2 separate regions of the Homo sapiens genome follow, and region 2 is linked to region 1. Evidence: chromatin contacts called from ENCODE Hi-C or POLR2A ChIA-PET data. All regions are on one chromosome and are shown on one strand. Each heading gives the region's core, a stretch centred on a gene start or an enhancer-like site at or near the end of the contact. The rest is flanking DNA. Distances are from core to core; before and after follow the strand shown.

Region 1 (5,987 bases), core at 1,333-3,832:
AGCCCATGGGGAGTGCTGTGCCCCATCCCTTGAGCCCCAGCTGTGCCCCTTGCAGACAAAGGGTTCTTCAACTGCGATGGTTTCCTGGCACTAATGGGAGTTTACCATGAGAAGGCCCAGAACCAGGAGAGCGAGCTGAGGGCGGCATTCCGTGTCTTTGACAAAGAGGGCAAGGGCTACATTGACTGGAACACACTCAAGTAGGGCCCGGGTTGGGGGCGGGTGGTGGGCGGGCACGGGCAGGGCCGATGGAGTGGCTCAGCGCCAGGCCCCGTAGGTACGTGCTAATGAACGCAGGGGAGCCCCTCAACGAGGTGGAGGCGGAGCAGATGATGAAGGAGGCCGACAAGGATGGGGACAGGACCATCGACTATGAGGGTGAGTGGCCTGGAGCCCTGGGAGCCGTTGGCTGGGCCGGGGCAAGCTGCTGACCTGCCCCTCTGTTCCCAGAGTTTGTGGCCATGATGACGGGGGAGTCCTTCAAGCTGATCCAGTAGGTGCAGCTGCCGCAGCCGGGGGAGGCCTGCCCGGGAAGGCTGCTGCCCCTGCCCCCTGGCCCCCACTCCCCCGGCTCCGTGTAAAATAAATGTTCCAGCCCAACCTGTGTGTGCCTCACTGTCCCAGCCTGGGTTGGGGGGCAACAGGCAAAGGCGTGGGGCTGGAGAAGGAAAAGAGTTTTCCTGGCCCAGTCACAGAAACAGCCCCAGTCATTTCTGCCACGACACCTGACACCACCCATTGCCCAGCTCAGGGCTAGGAATGCCAGCCTGAAACCTGGACTGGGTACAGGCCGGGGACCACACGCTCGCCCTTCCTGCTTGCACTGGGGGTTGGCTGCCCAAGGGTTCCTCCCAGAGCCCTGGAGTCCCAGAGTCCTTCCCACATAGGCAGAGACCACTTAAATACAAACTTTATTCTCTCTCCAAGAAGATGCAGACGTCACAGGTGGCCCTGAGCTCCCACCCGAGGCTTAGGCCCAAGGGGCCTCTTCCAGGCTGAGGGCCTGCTGGGGCTGGGCCAGGGGCTGAGGCTGAAAGCAGCAGCCTGCCTAGTGGGTGACGCCAGGGGCCGGTGTAACATGGCACCGAGGTTGGGGCCACAGCAATGTGTGGGACGGTGGGGTGGGCTGGGGCCCTTGGCTCCAAGCATTAGTTCTCCAAGCTCTGGTCCGTTCTCCTACCTCCTTCAAGGGGCACCAGGGCTACAAGGTGGTAGTTGAGTATTGGGGCCCGACTCCTGGGGCACTGGAGTGGTCTCTAGGCCCGAGGCCCCAAGGAGAGGGCTGGGTTTCTGGGAGAGTGCTGGTCCTTCCTCTCTGGGCTTGGCCATCTTGACAGCTTCATCGTAGGAGGGTGGAGGCTCCGGGGTGTACAGGCTGTAGGCAGGAGGAGCCATGGAGTCCAGGTCCAGCTCCCCAAAGGGCAGGGGCAACCGCATGCCCAGTGGGTACTGCACGGAGCTGTAGGCTGCAGGGAACCAGAGTGGGTTCGTGGAGGCGGGCTTGGCATTTACCCCCGCCATCTCCACCCTCAACTGGCGGGCCCCTAGGCACTCACAGGTCACAGTGCTGTGTACAGGGCTGTCACTGTCCATAGGGATGACTGCCACGTCGCAGGGCTGCCGTGCTGGTGGCAGATGTGGCTGGGCCTGTGCCTGCTTCCGGAGGCAGCAGAACCGGACACAACCAGCTGTGACACCACACAGCAGAAGCAGGAGGACCGCCAGCAGGATGAGCCTAGGAGAGCAAGGCTCTACCACTGGACTGACCCTCGGCCACCGGGCACCTGCACCCTGGGGAATGTCGTGGCACAACCACCGAAGACAGGTTAACAGGATAAAAAGCAGACAATGTCTCTCCATGTCGGAGACCGCCGTGGCCAGAGCCTGGCCTCGGGCTGCTGGGCCTGCCCTGGCTATCTCTCCTGGGCTGGCCAGGGGTGGCCTTGGGCTCACTCCCAGGACTCGCTGTCCTCAGCGAGTGCCCCACTGCTGAGCGGGATCGTAGGGGACTCCCGCGGAGGCCAGGCGGGAGAGGTGGGAGGGAAGGTCCTGCTTGCTCCAGGTCAGTTCCCGCCAGCGGCCGGGACTGGGCGACAGCGGAGGCGGCCTGGTGAGGTAAGGGCCTGGCGGGCCTGGCCCCGGTGACCCCCGCCCCAGAACCGTCGGACGCACGGCTCCGCCGCGGCCTCCACTTACCCCACGTGCCACAGGCTGCTCCAGCGGGCCTGGGGCGGGCACCTGTGGGGACGGCGGCACCTGGAGCAGGCGGGGCATGGGACGGCCGACCTCGCCACCCGTGCCTCCCCATAGGGCGGGGCCAGGCCCCGGCTCCCTCCCCCCCGACTTACTGGTCCGAGGGGTCGCAGCTGCCGTCCGCGAAGCCCAGCGCCACCTGTGGGGACAAGGGTGAGCCCGGGAGGGGCGTGGTCCGAGCAGGGACCCGCCCCGCGGTGGCCGAACCGAGAGAGAACGCCGCCCGACCCACCTGCGGCAGCGGCAGGAGCGGCAGGAGCGGCAGGAGCGGCAGCAGCAGCCGCAGTCCGCGGGCGGCCAGCGGCCCCCGGGCCATGCTCTGAGGAGGTTGGAGCAAAGCCCGGCGGCGCGGCTTTATGGGGCCCCGCCCACCACAGGACACACCCACCACATGACACGCCCACAGAACGCCCGCTCAGAGTAAACCCCGCCCACCGGGCCCCGCTGGCCGCAGGCCCCGCCCACAGGCGCACACGCCTACTGGACGCCCCACGCAGGGTAAACCCCGCCCTCCGGGCACCGCCCAGAGCAAACCGCGTTCGTCGCAGGCCTCGCCCACAGGACGCCTCACGCAGCATAAACCCCGCCCACTGGGCCCCGCCCAGTGCAAGCCTTGTTCGCCGCAGGCCCCGCCCACAGGAGCCCTCGCCCACGAGACGCCCCCATTCGCTGGGCCTCCACTCAATGCAAACCCCGCCCACTGGCCCCATGCCCAACGTAAGCCTCGCCCACCATACCCCGCTCAGCGCAATCCCCTCCCACTGGGCCACGCCCAACGTGTTCAGAGGGCTTGTCCGCCACAAGCCCTACCCCGCAGCTCCACCTGGCCCAGACTCGTGAGGCGACGGTGGGTCTCGTCCTCAGCCCGGGCACGGCGCCTTAACCTCGGCCGAGCGTGGCCTGCTCTGCTGCTGGTCTGGGCGTGGCCCGGGGACCCTCGGGAGCTGGCCTGGAAAGTCGTGGCTGCCTTGGGTGTGGTCCCTCGGGTCCAGTCTCGCAGGCGGGCTCCAGGTGGACTGTAGGGTAACGCCACCAAGATGCTGGGCATCCCGAACTTGGTGTTTGGACACTTGATTGTGGACCTGCGCTGCAGGCGCTGTCTGGGGGCTGGCCCAGGGGGCTGGAGCCTGGCCCTGGCTCTGGGCTGTTGAGGCGCTGGGTGCAGACCACTTTCCCAAAGCACTTGGCCTTGGGGGCCATGCCCCACCTGGGGAATGTGACCTCCATTCCCGAGGGCCACAGGGAGCCCAGTGCCCTTCCCTCAGCCTGCAATGTCTGCTGCTCCCTGTGCAGGGGCAGGCCTGGGGCCATTTCTTCCAGGGGGACCCCAGACCCTTATCCCTCTGCCACCAGGCCAGGGGCCCTGTTAGGCTCTTGGTGCCCTCTGCTCCCCGTGGGACCAACAGCACACCGTCTCTCTGGTGGTCAGGCTAAGGGAGGTGGTCAGCACAGCAAGGGGCAGGGTCCATCTTACTGCAGGAGGGGCATGCACCCCTTGCTCAGAACTGTTCCACATGTGGGCGCTGCTCAGTGTCCCCCACCCCTACCACAAGGGCAGTGACCCTGGAGGGCAGGGCCTCCTCTGCGTGGCTCTTCTGCCCATACCTGCCCCTTCACTGCATCACTCCTTCCACTGTTGGGCTCTGCCTGAAGTTGCCTTTCACCTCCCAAGGCCTGTGCCACGGTCCTCAAGGGCCCTTCCTGCCTGCCCAGCTCCCCCAGCCCCTGGCCCTTCTTCCTGCCACATTGACTGCACTGGTCGTGGAGGCCCAGCACGGGAGTGGGAATGGGAGTGCATGTGCACAGCACAGCCTGAGGCCACAGCCCCGAGTTCCGGAAGGTGTGGGCACGGCCCCCACGCAGGAGCTGGGCGGGCCTCGCCACTCAGTACCAGAGGCCTGCCAGCAGGAGAGTCGGGTCAGGGTTTAGAAGAGAGGGGCCTATTCAGGAAACATTGCCATCCAGTAGCACCTCCTCCTGCGGCCGGGGCCTGGCCTGGACCTGGCGGAACCTGCCTTCCCCTCCCATCTGGTGTGGCGCAAGCTTGAGCCATGGTGGGTCGGCCGCAGGAAGGGCAGCAAGGGACCCATTGGACAGAAATCCTGCAAAACGCCACTGCGGGGTCAATGTCACTGGCTTGAAGTTTGGGGCAATGGCAAGTTCCTAGGCACTGTGGGCCCTGGGGGGCTGGGGGTGAGGGCAGGCAGCTCAAGACCGGCGTCCCTGAGGCCTGTGCCCAGGAAAGCTCCCAGAAGCACCATCTGCTCCCCCGACCCGGCCAGGGAAGGCTGCGTACAGTCTGCTGGTGGCTGCTGGTTGGGGTGGCACAGTGGGTGTGCTGCACTGACAGGAGGGCCAGGCTGGGTGGGCTCTGTGGGGACAGCGTCCAACAAGCCAGACTCCAGAGGGCAGGGTTGGGGTGCAGGCACCACTCTGAGCTTCAGGAGCATCTCACGGGCTGCGAGGGGTCTTCTCTGTTGAAGGGTGGGTCAGAGCCCAGAAAGCCGAGCCCAGACTTATCTCAGACAAATAGAGACTTCAGTGCAGGAGCTGGGCCTCACCTGGCCCCTGCTGGGTGGAGGGGAGGGCATGAGTAGGCTGGGGGGTCCCCACCGTCTGCTCACCTTTGCTTGGGGTCATCCGGGGTCCTGGAACTTGGGAAAAGTCTGGAGGTTCCCGGGGCCTGCCCTGGGCTTTGCAGCCCTGCCCTCCCCACCACCCAGGCCCCTCGGTTCTGGGTCAGCCTCAGCTCTAGCTGTACCCCGGCCCTCTGGGCTGCCTGCTGCTGCTCAGGGTGCCAGGCTTGGGGGCTCTCCTTGAATTTGGGTCAGGGTGGCCTCCCCACAGGTGTCCTGCAGGATGGCCCCACTCTAGGAGGCCCTTGCCAGGCAAAGCGGGTGTCATGGCTGTGAGGGGAGGGGCTGCTTCCCCAGGGCTCTGTCCCCACCTCCCATTCTGTGCTCACCCCAGGGAATAACCTGCTGTCACCCACACTGCAGGCTGCATGTGTTGGCCTACAAAAAATTTATTGACAGGCTGTGGAGGGCTCTCCTGGGGGCTGGGGGCTCTGAGGGGGTCTGGCTAGGATGGCTGAGGGCTGGCCTGGCCTTCTCGCTGCTTCTGAGTCTGGGGTCTCAGGAGGGGTGCTCTTGGATGTCCCTGGGCTTGCGGGGTCCAGGGCAGCAGGAAGTGGCCGTGGCGCCATGTGGAGGGCGGCCTATTGGAATCTGGCAGAGGATGGCCAGGTCCCAGGCTCTAGGGTAGTATGACCTGGCCCTCAGCCTGGGGAGGGCTTTGAGGGTGGACAGGAGGGCCCGAGGGTGCTCTGTGCAGAGGCTTAGGGGCCAGTCAACACCTGGGCTACAAAGATGACCTTGTAGGTCTCCTTCACATCCCCCCTTAGCTGCAGCAGGGCCGACACCATGAGTGGGTGGTCTGGCTGGAACAGGAGGGGAGGGGAGAAGAGGCCTTCAGTCAGTGGGCACCCAGAGGAGATCTGCTGTCTTCCCACTGCCCTGCCCACCTGACTCCCTTGGGTCCTCCACGGCCACCTCCTCCCCTGGGACTGGGCAGGGGTGTCAGCCCACCCAGCCTTTGGCGTTCCCAGGGCTCCCTGGCCTGGAGCCCAAAGGCACCTACATCAAAGTCCGCAGGTGGCACCCAGGAGATGCTGATGGTCTTCGTCTGGCCGCGCTCCACGGAGCCCCTGGAGGGCTCAATAGAGAAACCCTTGT
Region 2 (6,129 bases), core at 1,905-4,404, 290 kb before region 1:
TGCCTTGTATTTTAGACATGGGGCGCCGGCTGCTGGGGCTGCCAGGTGCCAGGAGACGCCTCCCTCGGGCCTGCCCCGGCGCCCGCCCTCACCGGCGTCTGTCCTGCCGCCCAGCTACAGGCCTCGGGCCTCCCCGGCAGCGCGGAGCTGACGGTGGGCGCGGCGGTCGCCTGCTTCCTGGCGCTGGAGGGCGCCGACGTGAGCTACACCAACCACCGCGGTCGGAGCCCGCTGGACCTGGCCGCCGAGGGTCGCGTGCTCAAGGCCCTTCAGGGCTGCGCCCAGCGCTTCCGGTGAGTCCGTGGACGGCGGGGATGGGGTCCGGCGGCCTCCGGGCCCCTCTCAAGCCGCCTCCTCCCCCTGCAGGGAGCGGCAGGCGGGCGGGGGCGCGGCCCCGGGCCCCAGGCAAACGCTCGGGACCCCCAACACCGTGACGAACCTGCACGTGGGCGCCGCGCCGGGGCCCGAGGCCGCTGAGTGCCTGGTGTGCTCCGAGCTGGCGCTGCTGGTGCTGTTCTCGCCGTGCCAGCACCGCACCGTGTGTGAGGGTGAGTGGGGGGCCCCGGGGTGGGGAGGCCCGGCTAGTAGGGCCGCAGCCAACCGCGCTCTCCTCTTCGCAGAGTGCGCGCGCAGGATGAAGAAGTGCATCAGGTGCCAGGTGGTCGTCAGCAAGAAACTGCGCCCAGGTGGGTGAGGCTCTGCGCCCCCAACACGCCTCCTGCTCAGCTGGTGGCCCGCGGGTCCCCGTCCCCCACCCCTTCCCTCCCACACTTCCGCCCATGGCCCTTCCCCAGGTTACACCCCGCCCTCCCAAGGCTCACACCCGGCCCCCCAGCCCCCAGCCCCCAGCCCCGCCTGCTCCAGATCACACCCGGCCCACAGCCCCGCCTCAAGGTAACACCCTCCTCCCCCATCACACCCCAGCCCCGCTGGATTTCACGGCCCCTCCCAGATCACACTCCCTCCATAGCCCCACCCCAGATCACAGCCCACCCAGAGCACCGCCCCCCCATCACACCCCGGCCCAGCTCACAGCCCACCTGCAGCCCTGACTCCAGCCCGCACACCACCTTATGCCTGATTTCCACGGCTCACCTCCTGCCCGCACCCGGGCCCCACCTCTGCCTCCAAATCACCCACCCCGCCAGCCCCCCTTGCAGGTCACAACCCGTCCCAGGTGACACCCCGCCCCCAGCCTCGCCCCCCCGCAGCTCCCTGCTCCCCGCATTCCCCCACCCGGCCTCCCAGCTCACACCCGTCCCCCACCCCGCAGACGGCTCTGAGGTGGCGAGCGCCGCCCCCGCCCCCGGCCCGCCGCGCCAGCTGGTGGAGGAGCTGCAGAGCCGCTACCGGCAGATGGAGGAACGCATCACCTGCCCCATCTGCATCGACAGCCACATCCGCCTCGTGTTCCAGTGCGGCCACGGCGCATGCGCCCCCTGCGGCTCCGCGCTCAGCGCCTGCCCCATCTGCCGCCAGCCCATCCGCGACCGCATCCAGATCTTCGTGTGAGCCGCGCCGTCCGCCGCGCCCGAGCTGCCTTCGCGTGCCCCCGCCCTGTGTTTTATAAAAAGAAAGATTCTCGGACGTTGCCTCTGCTGTCTGCCTGGGGGACCGGGCGCCTCTGGGGTCCTCCCCTCGGGACACGCGGGCGAGCCTGGGGGCGAGGGGGGGGGGGCCCTTCCCTGGGTCCGCCCCGCCCGCCCCAGGCTCTCGGGTCCAGACTCCCGCCCGGACTGCGGCCTTCGGGCCAGGACACCCTCCAGGCGCGGGCACGGCCGCCTCCCGCCCCCCAGGCCCGGGTCCGACGGGGCGGGGACTCCTGTGTCTGCCCCCGGGCCCCCCTCGCTCTTCCGTCCTGGGGGCGGCCGCGGGGACTCGCGCTCTGATCCAAGGGGCCCGACACTCCCCAGGGCTGTGGGGTCCCGTCCCAGCAGGGAGTTAGTTGGGGGGCGTCCCAGGCAGGGTCTGGGGGCCGGGCGCACGCAGGCGGGGTGACGAGCTGGGGGGGCGGGGGGCGGTGTCGGAGCAAATACGGCGGCCAGGCCCAGCCTCTCGCGCTTTCCAAGAACCGCCCGCGGCCGCCGCCAGCTGCTTGGCGCTGACCCCGTTGGCCGGGCTGCCGTCACCCTGGGCCCGACGCCGGCGCGGAAAACGGGGAGGGACGAGACAGACACAGGCCGGTCTGGCTCGGAATCTCCTGCTCCTCTGCCCAATCCCCCACCCCCGCCCCGCGGGACGCCGGTGCCCGGTCTCGGTCCCAGCCCAGAGCCGCTCGCGCCTGGACGCCGGCCGCCCCGTCGAACCTTTGGGTCTCCGAGCTCCCCGCCCCCGCCCCCAATCAGGACCGGTCCAGACCTCCAGGCCCGGCGCTTAGCTCCGTTTCCCGTCCCTCCCGTCTCCCTCTCCCCTTTGCTGGGGCCTAGCCGGGGATTTAGGAGCCACACACCCTCCACCTCACGCGCTACCCTCCACGGGGCTTCCCGCAGCCAGGGCCCGCCCCTTCCCGGCTCCCCGGGAGACCCTGGCAAGTTCCCTCCCTCCGCCCCGCAACCTGGCACCCTCCGCGGCCCTTGCCTACCCACGCACCCCCTCCCCGCCTCCCCCTCCACCGCCCCATACTCACTGCCACGTCCCCATCCGGCCATCCCCTCCCAGCTCTCGGGGACACTGTCAGGCGAGCGACGCGTCTCCTGCGGCCCAGCTCAGCTGCCTGGGCCAGGATGGAGACTCCGCTCATGTGGGGCTCAGGGGTTTTTTGAGGATTCCATTTGGGAAAAAAGCCACCAGATCACTCACTGCCCAGCAGTGGGGGCTTGGGGACCCCCACTGCTACCCTTTCCTAAGCGGGAGCCCTGGCGCTGCCCTTCCCGGGCTGCCTGGGGCCCTCTTCGCTCCCCCCTCCGAGGACCCCGCCCAGCAGGCCATGCCCAGGCCTCTGCCCCTGGCCCACGGGACGCGGGTCCCCATGCCCCCGGCTGGAGACAGCAGGCAGCTCGGCCAACGGACGGGCCAGCTGGTTCCCTTCAGGGGCAGCCTTGCCCCCTCTCCCGCCCCGTCTCCCTCCCCCCCACCACACCGGGCTGTAACCCGAGCCGCCGAGCCACTGCCTCCCCTCCGGATCCTCCCCGGAGGCTCTGCGGCCCGGGCCCCCGCGCCTTGCTGCCCCATGCAGCCCTGAGCCCCACAGCAAGTCTGCCATGGGCCGCGGGGCCCGTGTCCCCTCGGAGGCCCCGGGGGCAGGCGTCGAGCGCCGCTGGCTTGGAGCCGCGCTGGTCGCCCTGTGCCTCCTCCCCGCGCTGGTGCTGCTGGCCCGGCTGGGGGCCCCGGCGGTGCCGGCCTGGAGCGCAGCGCAGGTGAGCGGCGGGGGGGAGGCCAGGTGCCGGGTTGGGGGGGTCCTCACGTCTGTGGGTCTGGTCTATCGGGGGGCCCGCAGGACGTGTGCGGGGTGTGCGGGGTGTTTGAGGGTCCGGATGTGCGTCCCGAGGTCGGAGGGTTGGACGCCCCTGTGTCCAGTTGTTGGGAGGGGTGGGAGGCCTCGCCCTGCTGTTCAGCCCCTTCCCCTCCACTGGGCCGCGTTCCCAGGGACGTGCAACAGGGCGCTCAGGTTAGGAGACCCGAAACCACAGGCAGACAGGACCCGCCACGCCCGCTCCCAGCCCTGGGCACCCCCACCCCCGTTTCCTTCCAGTCCATTTTCCGCGGCAGTTTTTGGTCCTGGGGACCGTCACCGATGCCTCCCACGCACGCTTTCTTCCCTGAAGGGAGACGTCGCTGCGCTGGGCCTCTCGGCGGTCCCCCCCACCCGGGTCCCGGGCCCACTGGCCCCCCGCAGACGCCGCTACACGCTGACTCCAGCCAGGCTGCGCTGGGACCACTTCAACCTCACCTACAGGTGCGCCCTGGCTGGGCCCCGGGGGAGGGGGCGCGGCCGGCGCCCGCTGAGCTCACTCTCCCTGCAGGATCCTCTCCTTCCCGCGGAACCTGCTGAGCCCGCGGGAGACGCGGCGGGCCCTAGCTGCCGCCTTCCGCATGTGGAGCGACGTGTCCCCCTTCAGCTTCCGCGAGGTGGCCCCCGAGCAGCCCAGCGACCTCCGGATAGGTGGGCGCCCGCCCCCGCCCCGGCCCGGCCCTGCGCGCCCGGCCTCTCAGCCCCGTGCTCCCCCCAGGCTTCTACCCGATCAACCACACGGACTGCCTGGTCTCCGCGCTGCACCACTGCTTCGACGGCCCCACGGGGGAGCTGGCCCACGCCTTCTTCCCCCCGCACGGCGGCATCCACTTCGACGACAGCGAGTACTGGGTCCTGGGCCCCACGCGCTACAGCTGGAAGAAAGGTGACCGTCCAGGCTGGCCTCCTGGAGGCCTCTCCTCTGCAGCACAGTGGGCTGCCGCGGTCGGGCTTTGGGGCAGACGGCAGGAGGGACCTTCCGGGGTGGTGGCTGCCACTGGAGTCTAGCAGGCAAGGAGGGGAGCCCGTGGGAGCCCCCATCCCGGCAGCCCTGAACTCCCTTTCCCATCCCCCTGCGCCTCTGGAGCGGGAGCTGGAGCTGCATTCCTGGGGGCCGAGCTCACCGCCTGGGCCCAGAACATTCTTATCTTTCCGTGGCTGCGGCCGAGGGCGGCTCCGCGGCTGCGCTCCAGCAGATACACCGGGCCTCGGGGAGCTGGCCCACGGGCGGCGGGGCTGGGCCCGGGGCTCCCAGGCGCTGACCCCCGGGGCCCGCAGGCGTGTGGCTCACGGACCTGGTGCACGTGGCGGCCCACGAGATCGGCCACGCGCTGGGCCTGATGCACTCACAACACGGCCGGGCGCTCATGCACCTGAACGCCACGCTGCGCGGCTGGAAGGCGTTGTCCCAGGACGAGCTGTGGGGGCTGCACCGGCTCTACGGTGAGTCCCTTTGTCGGGCGGGAGGGCGGGGACCGGGCGGTCCTGAGCCAGGCCGTGCTCCCCACGCTCCCGATAGGATGCCTCGACAGGCTGTTCGTGTGCGCGTCCTGGGCGCGGAGGGGCTTCTGCGACGCTCGCCGGCGGCTCATGAAGAGGCTCTGCCCCAGCAGCTGCGACTTCTGCTACGGTGATGCCCACGGGGCCGGGACAGGGCTGCGTGGGAGCTGGGCCTTGGCCATGGTCGGGGCTGAGGGGGCACTGACGGGGCTCTTTCCCCCACCCGGAGCAGAATTCCCCTTCCCCACGGTGGCCACCACCCCACCGCCCCCCAGGACCAAAACCAGGCTGGTGCCCGAGGGCAGGAACGTGACCTTCCGCTGCGGCCAGAAGATCCTCCACAAGAAAGGGAAAGTGTAGTGAGTGAGCGCCCCGGGCGGTCCTCGGGGTGGGCAGCCCGCGGGCGGCCTTGGGGCAGGGGTGCGGGGCAGGCAGCCGGGGGGGGGGCTGTGCCTGCAGGAGACGCCCCGCCCCCCTGCAGCTGGTACAAGGACCAGGAGCCCCTGGAGTTCTCCTACCCCGGCTACCTGGCCCTGGGCGAGGCGCACCTGAGCATCATCGCCAACGCCGTCAATGAGGGCACCTACACCTGCGTGGTGCGCCGCCAGCAGCGCGTGCTGACCACCTACTCCTGGCGAGTCCGTGTGCGGGGCTGAGCCCGGCTGATAAAGCACTTTCTCTCTGATGGCTCCTCGCTCATTCTTGGGAGGGCAGCGGGCAGCCAGTCTGGGCAGGTGGACACCCCAGCCCCTGGTCCACCGAGAGCTGGGCGTCCTCGGGGCTGGGCACCCCTGCTTCCCCGCACAGCGGACAACAGGTACAGCACAGGACGGGACGGGCTTTGCTAAGGTGGCCCCTGGGAAAGTGGGATAAGCGGAGGCCCCAGTGACAGGGGCAGCACGTGGAGCAGCACCTGGGGTAGCCCCAGAAGCCTGGGTTCTGTCTAGGACTTGCTCAGAGCTGGGGGAGGGAGGCAAAGGGGGCTTCCTGAAAGATGTGGCTGGGATGGGCCTCCAGGATCTTCTGCAAGGAGATGTGGGTGGGGGCTGGGAGGACTGGCACAGGGTGGGGGACCACCTTGCCAGAGTGGAGGCCCCCCAGGAGGTAGGAGCTCCCCTCCTGCCTGGGGAAGACACTGGCCCACATGGGGTCAGAGGCCACAGCCGCCCACCCCACCC

Evidence for each region. Hi-C counts contacts between places; a loop is a spot of excess contacts on that map. ChIA-PET counts read pairs that join two places held with the same protein, here RNA polymerase II (POLR2A). Pooled maps may share reads with other maps.
Region 2: a pooled map shows a loop between it and region 1 (8-fold over the local background). The contact joins the promoter of MMP23B here to the promoter of TMEM52 in region 1. A Hi-C loop is called at or near these places in 1 of 168 maps with a recorded cell type or tissue (CD8-positive, alpha-beta T cell), 3 of 37 single-sample maps with no recorded cell type and 6 of 50 pooled maps. POLR2A ChIA-PET finds 5 or more read pairs at or near these places in 3 of 52 experiments (B cell, activated B cell and activated CD8-positive, alpha-beta memory T cell).

The regions. Positions count from the first base shown.
Region 1 is chr1:1,916,697-1,922,683 of GRCh38, forward strand. It overlaps TMEM52 (transmembrane protein 52), which reads right to left and starts at 2,583. Exons shown (of 5, transcript NM_178545.4): 1 at 2,486-2,583; 2 at 2,349-2,392; 3 at 2,197-2,238; 4 at 1,557-1,735; 5 at 895-1,466. The coding sequence starts at 2,569. The coding sequence ends at 1,186. CALML6 (calmodulin like 6) reads left to right here. Exons shown (of 6, transcript NM_138705.4): 4 at 56-200; 5 at 278-378; 6 at 451-600. The coding sequence ends at 497. It overlaps CFAP74 (cilia and flagella associated protein 74), which reads right to left. Exons shown (of 39, transcript NM_001304360.2): 38 at 5,893-5,987; 39 at 5,261-5,692. The coding sequence ends at 5,591. RefSeq lists enhancers at 1,900-2,701, 2,761-3,354, 3,355-3,947 and silencers at 2,180-2,819, 5,561-5,745.
Region 2 is chr1:1,629,019-1,635,147 of GRCh38, forward strand. It overlaps MMP23B (matrix metallopeptidase 23B), which reads left to right and starts at 3,155. Exons shown (of 8, transcript NM_006983.2): 1 at 3,155-3,356; 2 at 3,765-3,895; 3 at 3,963-4,102; 4 at 4,170-4,337; 5 at 4,730-4,894; 6 at 4,971-5,081; 7 at 5,184-5,310; 8 at 5,433-5,636. The coding sequence starts at 3,201. The coding sequence ends at 5,607. It overlaps LOC124903821 (a long non-coding RNA gene), which reads right to left and starts at 2,768. Exons shown (of 3, transcript XR_007065352.1): 1 at 2,627-2,768; 2 at 1-1,557. MIB2 (MIB E3 ubiquitin protein ligase 2) reads left to right here. Exons shown (of 20, transcript NM_001170687.4): 17 at 115-293; 18 at 367-548; 19 at 621-686; 20 at 1,274-1,587. The coding sequence ends at 1,512. RefSeq lists enhancers at 1,198-1,761, 3,862-4,673 and silencers at 1,209-1,458, 1,559-1,708.